Linked DNA regions of Homo sapiens: region 1 is linked to region 2. A link is a contact called in ENCODE Hi-C or POLR2A ChIA-PET data. All regions are on one chromosome and are shown on one strand. The core of a region is the stretch at or near the end of the contact, and the rest is flanking DNA. Distances in the headings are between cores, read along the strand shown.

Evidence for each region. Hi-C counts contacts between places; a loop is a spot of excess contacts on that map. ChIA-PET counts read pairs that join two places held with the same protein, here RNA polymerase II (POLR2A).
Region 1: a loop to region 2 is called in a map of A673, with 3 times the contacts of the local background. The contact joins the promoter of LINC02678 here to the enhancer-like site in region 2. A Hi-C loop is called at or near these places in 1 of 168 maps with a recorded cell type or tissue (A673). POLR2A ChIA-PET finds 5 or more read pairs at or near these places in 1 of 52 experiments (MCF 10A).

The regions. Positions count from the first base shown.
Region 1 is chr10:5,609,218-5,613,892 of GRCh38, reverse strand. It overlaps LINC02678 (long intergenic non-protein coding RNA 2678), which reads left to right and starts at 3,228. Exons shown (of 3, transcript XR_001747275.2): 1 at 3,228-3,785; 2 at 4,096-4,206.
Region 2 is chr10:5,039,917-5,044,062 of GRCh38, reverse strand. All of the region lies in intron 3 of LOC107984198 (a long non-coding RNA gene), which reads right to left. Among named protein-coding and RNA genes, the nearest start is that of AKR1C2, 38 kb to the right of the region's middle. Within about 2 kb of position 2,212, at least 4 of the 41 ENCODE cell types and tissues checked have a DNase peak (open chromatin) inside an H3K27ac peak, as active enhancers do; they include A673, where a contact is called at or near this core.

The DNA of each region.
Region 1 (4,675 bases), core at 1,979-4,478, 570 kb before region 2:
AAGAAAGACCTGCTTAGGGGAGCAAATGCTTCCTGCCTAGGGGAAGGAGTGCCTTGTGCCCTGGCACAGATGGGAGCTGGGACCTGCGTCCCCCTCTGGCCCCTAGTCCCCCATCCAGGCGCTTAGGCTGGGGAGCAGGGGGTAGCACTTCTCTCACCCCAGCCTTTGATGTCACACAGAGCCCGGGGTTCACTGGAGTAGGGCTGCGGAGGAGGAAACCGTGTGGTCGGGGAGGGGACTGGAGACCTCTGCCCGCCCTTGGAAACGTGCATCTTTCCTTCTGTTTGCTTGCAGGGAGGAGAAGGTGAGTATAGCAGAGAACTGGAGGGGACTTCGGAGTCCGTCTCCCATGGGGCCTAGTGCTGAAGAACTTTTCCCGGTGGAGGGTGGGGTAGGCCCAGGTCATGAAACAGAGCCATTTTTTTTTTTTTTTTTTTTTTTTTGGAGACAGAGTCTTGCTCTGTCCAGGCTGGAGTGCAGTGGCACAATCTCGGCTCACTGAAACCTCTGCCTCCCGGGTTCAGGCAATTCTCCTGCCTCAGCCTCCCAAGTAGCTGGGACTACAGGCACACACCACCATGCTGGGCTAATTTTTGTATTTTTAGTAGAGACGGCGTTTTACCATGTTGTCCAGGCGGGTCTCAAACTTCTGACCTCAGGTGATCTGCCCACGTCGGCCTCCCAAAGTGCTGGGATTACAGGTGTGAGCCACCATGCCTGGCCCACAGACATACTTTTAAGATAGCAGAACCAGGACTGCTGCAGCCTCATACCCAGCTAAGCCTTCGGGTTTCCAAGTAAGACCCAAAGCAGTAAAGATTTCCCTCAATCGGCCAAGTCTTCAGACTGCTCACAGGCAAAAGAAGTGGACAGGGACTCAGCTTCTACACAGCTTCCCTGAACCCTCCCCTGCAGCTTTCTTTTCTTTCTTTCTTTTTTTTTTTTTTGAGATAGGGTCTCACTCTGTAGCCTAGGCTGGAGTGCAGTGGTGTGATCTCGGCTCACTGCAGCCTTGATCTCCTGGGCTCAGGTGATCCTCCCACCTGAGCCTCCCAAGTAGCTGAGACTACAGGCGTGTGCCACCGTGCCTGGCTTTATTTTTTTGGTTTGTTTTTGTTTTGTATTTTTTTCTAAAGACAAGGTTTTGCCATGTTGTCCAGGCTGCTCCTGAATTCTTGGGCTCAACTGATCCTCCCGCCTTGCCTCCCAAGGTGCTGGGATTTACAGGCATGAACCGCCATGCCTGGCCACCCCTGCAACTTTTGATGTCACTTGAAGGCAGGTTCTTTTCTCCCAGCTGAGCTCCAGCTTTCACCTTGAGGGCAGGGGCAATGCCTGACTCTCCTTTTGAATCCTCAGTGCCTTGAAATCTAGCCAAGATGGGTGCTCAGAATGTCCAGTGAATGATGAATAAGGGGCAGGAAAACATAGTGGGGGAGGAGGGAAGGGGACAGAAAGGTTGCCTGCAGGGAGCCTGCAGGGTGGGGAAGTGGAGATGGGAAGGGCACAGGAAATCTTGCTGGTGAGGCTGGAGGACACTTGTCTCTCAGCCTTCTGATGCCATCTGCAAACCTCACAGGTCCCCTTCTGCAGCCTTTCCTGGAGGTTTGCTTAAGAAGGTCGAGAGAGGGAATTAGCCAGAGACAACACGTTTCTCTTCGCAGTGGTTGGAAGTCAGTAGAAGCTGGATGGGGAAGGGCTGGAATGGGAACCCGACTTCAGGTACGTGCGTTCCTCATTCATGCTGAGCCCTGGGCTCTGGACGGCACCACACAGGCCTGCATGCTGGCGAGGCTGGTGCAGAGAGGTGAGTCATCCATTCTTCATGGCACAGCTGTCGCCTTCCTGAAACTCACATTAGACACGCGCTCATAGAATCAAATGTACCACATGCAGCCATTACAGACGGGCACACCAACCCCAGACTGCTGTTGCCAGGTATGTGCGTGGTTCCTCTCACTCGCTGGTCCTGCAGAGCCTGGGGATGTCTGCAAGGATGAAATGAGGTACAGATAAGGTTCACTGAGGCCACTTTTCTCTATTTTTGTGCTAAAGTGACCAAGAATAAAAACTCTGGTCACCTGGTAGCCCCTGCACTAGAGGCCAAGTGTGGTGGCTCACACCTGTAATCCCAGTACTTTGGGAGGCTGAGGTGGGCGGATCACGAGGTCAAGAGATTGAGACCATCCTGGCCAACATAGTGAAACCCCATCTCTACTAAAAATACAAAAATTAGCTGGACGTGGTGGTGCACACCTGTCATCCCAGCTACTCGGGAGGCTGAGGCAGAAGAATTGCTTGAACCTGGGAGGCAGAGGTTGCAGTGAGCCAAGATCGCGCCACTGCACTCCAGCCTCATGACAGAGAGAGGCTCCCTCTCAAAAAAAGAAAAAAAAAAAAGTAAGTCTACATATATTCCAATCAATGGATGCCTGCGAGACCGTGAACCAAACCTAAGCACCTAGAGGCTCCAGTGCATCTGTTTGGCCGGCACATTGGTTGTATCCACTTAGAGAATAACCACTCGCTTAGGAAGCATCCAGCCAGCCCTCCCTGCTGTGTGCCAGGCCTGGGCTGGGTGCTGGGGTGCAGAAAGAGGCAAGGCAGGTGGTGCCTCCCCAGGACCCCGGCTTCTCTCCATGTCCCATCGGGGGGTCTCCTGAATCTGAGCATTTCCCCAAAGCGAGTGCATTTTAAGTTCTTTTACAAATAATATTTCCAAGGACTGAAACCAAAAGGCCCCAGTGGAAAGAAGGGGTTTATATTACCACTCTCCCAGCCCTGCTGCCTAACCTAGAAGCATCAGAGGCAGATGGCTTCTTGGAGGTCACCCAGTGCAGGGTTTCTTTAGGTCAAAAGAGAGTGTGGTGACAGTGTTGTGATGTGTAATGCATTCAGGAGGTGTAACTCAGGCTCTACCTGCAAACCCAGGGTACAGTCTGCTGCTGAGAGGCTGTCAGAGTGGTGAGTAGCCACTCATACCACCTGTCATCAGAGAATGAGGAGCGAGCAGGGGAGGGGCAGGCCGTGTGGCCTCCGGAGATGGCAGCAGACGGAGATCCGGGCAGAGGCAAGTTGGACTTTGTCCCTGGCTATGCCACGGACTCTGATTCACCATTTAGAGAGGACTCACTGGTTTTCTCTTCCTGGGCCGTGCGTGCGTGCGTGCTTGCTTGCTTGATTTCTTTCTTTCTTTCTCTTTCTTTCTCTCTCTCTTTCTTTCTTTCTTTCTTTCTTTTTCTTTCTTTCTTTCTTTCTTTCTTTCTTTCTTTCTTTCCTTTCTCCTTCCTTTCTTTTGTTTTCTTTCTTTTCTCTTTCTTTTTCTTTCTCTCTCTCTCCTTCCTTCCTTCTTTCATTCTTTTTCTTTCCTTCTTCTCCTTTATTCCCTTCCCTTCCCTTCCTTCCCTCCTTCTTTCTCTCTTTATTATCCTTTCTTTCTTTTTTTTTTTTTTTTAGAAAGAAGCACCTGCCTTGCCTCCTTCCCTCCTTTGCCTGTCCAAAGGTGAATGATATGAGTCGGGCAGTGTGCATGTCTTCCCAGAAGAAAAAATGAGGCTCAGATGTGACTCGGTGTCCCCGGTGAGTGGGTGCATCATAAATGTCAGACATTGACTGCACCGAAAAGCCTTCTTGGGCTGTCTTCACCGTCTTGTTCTTGGCTTTGGACTCCTGAGCTGCACAATAAGGATGTGCATGGTGCTGCTGACCGTATGCTCCCCCGACAGTTCCAGGAAGGTGCAGAGTGCTGACAGCCACGCCCTGGAGCTTGCGCTTGCCAGTGCTTAGTGAGTAAGGAATTGTGAGACTTGTACAGCTCTGACAGCTTCTTAGGGATCACATAGCTCAGTAGGTGAGCCCAGCAGTTTCTGGGTGGGGGAGGGCGCTGAGTGAGCCAGCAGTGGAGAGGGGCTGGACAAGATCCGCTGATCACAGAAGAGGAGAGGGAGGTTCTGAGTGACCCACAGCACACTCCACACCCTTGGAAGATGGAGAACCCTTCCTAGCCCCCCACTGAGTCCTGGAGGCAGCCAGTAGAATGTTCTGGGTCTGAGACCCAAGTCATTTTTCACCCTGATCCTGCCCTCTCCTTGGTAGCTCTCAGAACTGACTCCTGAGGGAAGGCAAGTGTTTGAATTGACTTTCTCCAAGGTTCTCACTCTTAGGAAGATGCAGGTGGAGTTATCTGTGATTCTCCCTGTAGGTCAGGTGAGTCCTCAAACTGCTTCCCTCATGGTGATAAAGTGGCTGCCAACACCTTCCAGGCCACATGTGTCTTCGTTCATATCTAGGAGGGAGATGGCTTCACATCCCCCAGACATAGAACAAAGCCCCCAAAGAAGAGGACTTGCTGGTTTTCCATTCTTTGCTTTCCTAGTTCCTTAAGTCCTGGAGGTAGTGGGTTAGAGTCAGAATGGACAAGTAATTCGTTGTCCAGATCAGGCCCTTTCCAGAGTGATGGGATGGGTGGTGCATGTGATAATGGTGCTGGGATGGCAGAGGGAGCCGGTCACCTTGGCCCTTGTGGGGGACCCAGGAGAGCTGAGTGGAGGTCCAGCTCTGCCACTGGACTTCTGGGGCTCAGTTTCCTCCTCTGTCAAATGGTGTCATTTGATTGTGATACTTTTTGTCTCTAGTTTCCTAATGAATGCCAGCTGCTTGACAGAATGCATCTCAT
Region 2 (4,146 bases), core at 963-3,462:
ATTAGAGACATTTCCCTTTTGCCTGGAGAGCCACCAATAGCTGTTCCCACAGGTGCTTTTGGGCCCTTGCCACCTGGCTCTGTTGGTTTATTGCTCAGTCACTCAAGCTTAAATTTAAAAGGTGTTCAGGTACATAATGGTGTAATTGACTCTGATTACTCTGGGGAAATACACATTACTGTTAGTTCTGCAGTTCCTTGCCAAGCTTCAGCAGGAGATTGAATTGCTCAACTTCTTCTTCTGCTGTACATTCCACTCAGATCCAGTTCTCATAAAAGAACTGGAGGTTTTAGGAGTGCAGATAATCAGGGTAAAGTGGCTTACTGGGCTAATAAAATTTCTGACACCTGACCTGTTTGTTCCACGCATATACACAGAAAGAAATTCATGGGCATGATTGACCTGGGTGCTGATGTTTCCATTATTGCTTTACACCAATGGCCTCGTCACTGGCCCAAAGAAGTCACATTCACCGGGTTGGTGGGAGTTGGTCAGGCCACTGAGGTTTATGAAAGTTCCACTATTTTACATTGTACTGGCCCAGAGGGACAGACTGGTACTGTTCACCCTCTACACCTATTCCAGTTAATCTCTGGGGAAGAGATCTTTTACAGCAATGGGGTGCACAAATTTCATTTCCACATGCTGCCAACAGTGAGCAAAGTAAAAACATTATGACAAAAATGAGATATGTTCAAGACACTGGTCTGGGAAAATTGGCTCAAGGTATTACTGCGCCTATTCAACCTTTCTATAAATTTGACTCCAAAGGGCTTGGTTATTCTTTTTAGAAGCAGTCACTGTCAAGCCTCCAGATGCCATCCCTTTGACTTGAAAACTCAGCCAGTTTGGGTGGATCAGTGGCCGCTCCCAAAAAATAAGCTGGAGGCGCTCCATAATTTAGTCCTGGAACAGTTAGAATTGGGACACATTGAGGAATCTTTCTCTCCATGGAATTCACTTGTCTTTGTTATCCAAAAGAAATCTGGAAAACAGAGAATGCTCACTCATCTTAGGGCAGTTAATGCTGTACTTCAACCTCTGGGGACATTACAATCTGGCTTACCCTCCCGCTCTATGCTCGCTGAGTATTGGCCTCTAATCCTCATAGATCTTAAAGATTGCTTTTTTAACATTCCACTGGCCTCTCAGGACTTTGAAAAGTTTGCTTTTATGGTCCCTTCCCTCAACAATGTCGCTCAGGCTACATGCTACTATTGGAAAGTCCTACCACAAGGCATGCTTAATAGTCCCACTATTTGTCAGTATTTTGTGGGGCGTGTGCTTCAACCTGTCAGGGATCAGTTTCCCCGATGTTACATCGTTTACTACATGGATGATCTCCTCTGCACAGCCCCCCCATACACCATTTTGATTTCCTGCTTTTCTGTGATTCAACAGGCCATTTCAGAAGCAGGTTTGACTATTGCACCAGAAAAAATTCAAACTACCTCTCATTTTCAATATTTGGGCATGCAGTTGGAAGACAAGCTGATTACACCACAAAAAGTTCAGCTTAGGAGAGACGCCTTAAAAACTTTAAATGACTTTCAAAAGTTACTTGGGGATATTAATTGGATTTGCCCTTCTTTGGGCATCCCTACATATGCTATGTCAAACCTTTTTGCCACATTATGTGGGGATCCAGATTTACACAGGAAAAGGTTTCTTACAGAAACCTCAGACTCAGAGAGGCTGAGTCTGAGTTATGATTGATTGAACAAACAGTTCAATGGTCTCAGGTCACTAGATTCAATCCCAAATTACCTTTTACTATTTTAATTTTTCCCACTGAACACTCTCCAACAGGGATCATCACTCAGGAACATGATATAATTGAATGGTGTTTTCTTCCCCATAGCTCTCTAAGGACACTTACTATTTACCTTGACTAAATTTCTACCCTCATTAGGCAAGCCTGTTCCCATCTTTTATGACTTTTGGGACAGGAATCTCAAAAAATTATTCTTCCCTTAAACCGTCAACAACTCTGACAAGCATTTACAAATTGTGTTATTTGGCAGGTAAATTTGGCCCATTTCCCTGGTATAATTGACAATCATTACCCTAATGTAAAATTGTTCCAGTTCCTGAAACTCACTTCCTGGATTTTACCTAATATTACCAGAAGTATTCCATTAACTGGAGCCGTTACTATATTTACTGATGCTTCCTCTAATGGCCGTGCTGTATACACAGGACCATGGGAACGCGTTCTTAACACAGGACCTATTTCTGTACAGCGAGCTGAACTTAGCACTGTTATGACTGTCCTTGAGGATTTTCCTGAGTCTGTCAACATTGTTTCTGATTCTGCATACCTCGTGCATGTTGCCCACAACATAGAAACGGTGTTAAATTTTTGCCTGAGGAAAGTTTACTTTCACTTTTTCAAAAGTCTTAGACAGTTCTCAGAGCACACTGTGCCCCCTTTTACATTACTCATATTTGAGCCCATACATCACTTCCAGGACCTCTTTCAGCTGTAAATGCCAGAGCTGATGCTTTAGCCACATCCATTTTTATGGACATGCGAAATTGTCGTGCCCTAACTCATGTCAATGCTGCAGGACTCAGAAGCAAGTTCCCTCCCACATGGAAACAGGCAAAAACCATAGTACGGCACTGTCCCTCTGGCCAAGAGTTAATTTTACAACCACTTCCTTCGGCAGTTAATCCTACAACCACTTCCTTCCAGAGTTAATCCTACACCACTTCCTTCCGGAGTTAATCCTACAACCAATTCCTTCCGGAGTTAATCCTACAACCACTTCCTTCCAGAGTTAATCCTAGAGGCTTTTCCCCCAACACACTCTGGCAAATGGACGTGACCCACTTTCCAGCTTTTGGGAGACTTTCTTTCATACATGTAACACTTGACACCTTTTCCCATTTCATCTGGGTTACATGCCAAACAGGAGAAAGTACTGCTCGTGTTAAATGACATATGCCTTCTTGTTTCTCAGTTATGGGCTGCCCTGCTAAGCTTAAAACTGATAACGGTCCCAGCTATACCAGCATTGCCTTTAAAAAGTTCACTCAAGCATGGGGCATTACTCACACTACTGGAATTCCCTATAATTCTCAAGGACAGCCTCTGGTGGAATGAGCTAATAAACCTCTCAAGGACCAGCTTCGCAAACAAGGTAACAAAAAGAAAGGGGATGTCAGTACTCCCCATGCTCAGATAAATTTAGCTCTGTTCACATTAAAATTTTTAAATTTGGCCAAGAACCAACCTTTCATGGCAGCAGAACAACACTTTGCTGGTAATAAATTTGACCCACAAAAAGGCAAGCAAGTATGGTGGAAGGACACAAAAACTAATAAATGGGAATTACGCACTGTAATAACATGGAGTAGGGGTTTTGCTTGTGTCTCCCCAGGAAAGGACCAACAACCTGTTTGGGTTCTCTCCCATCAGCTGAATTTGTACCATGACTCCAGCCCTGAAGAACCATCAGAAACAAAAGGAGAAGAGCCGCCAGAAATCAAAACGCAAGGCTCGTCACCTGACTAATACAATTTATATCTCAAGTTTGCCTCACAGCCTCGCCCTATAACTCCCAATGCTAAAATTCCACCCTGCTGATGTGGGGGGGTCAGATAAAAGTAATGTCCGAAGAGGTTGAGAGACACCTACAGGACAAAGGGATTCCAAAAACTATGGGTAATGTTATCTTGGCTGCCTTTATGGTAGTTACTGCAGTGGTAAGTATACCCGGGGCTGCAGCAACTCAAAATTACACCTACTGGCATATGTCCCGTTTCCATTCTTATTCGATCTGTTTCATGGATGGATTCCTCAGTGGAAGTTTATACTAATGACAGTGCATTCATGCCAGTCCCTAATGATGACAGATTTCCGGCTTAAACAGATGAAGAAGGAATGCCTTTTAATGTGTCCATTGGATATAAATTTCCACCATTGTGTGTAGGATTTGCACCTGGTTGTTTGGCATTCTCTAATCAAAATTGGATGTGGACTGTACCGGCCTCCAGCAATGATTCTTATCAGGTGCATAATGTCTTCTGTAGTAATTCTTTTCAGGTTCTGACCGTTAACATAAATTCATTTGAAGAACAGAGAATTCCTGTCACAGTAAAGCATAATAAAACACAAGGATTGCCAGACTGTTTAAAAGA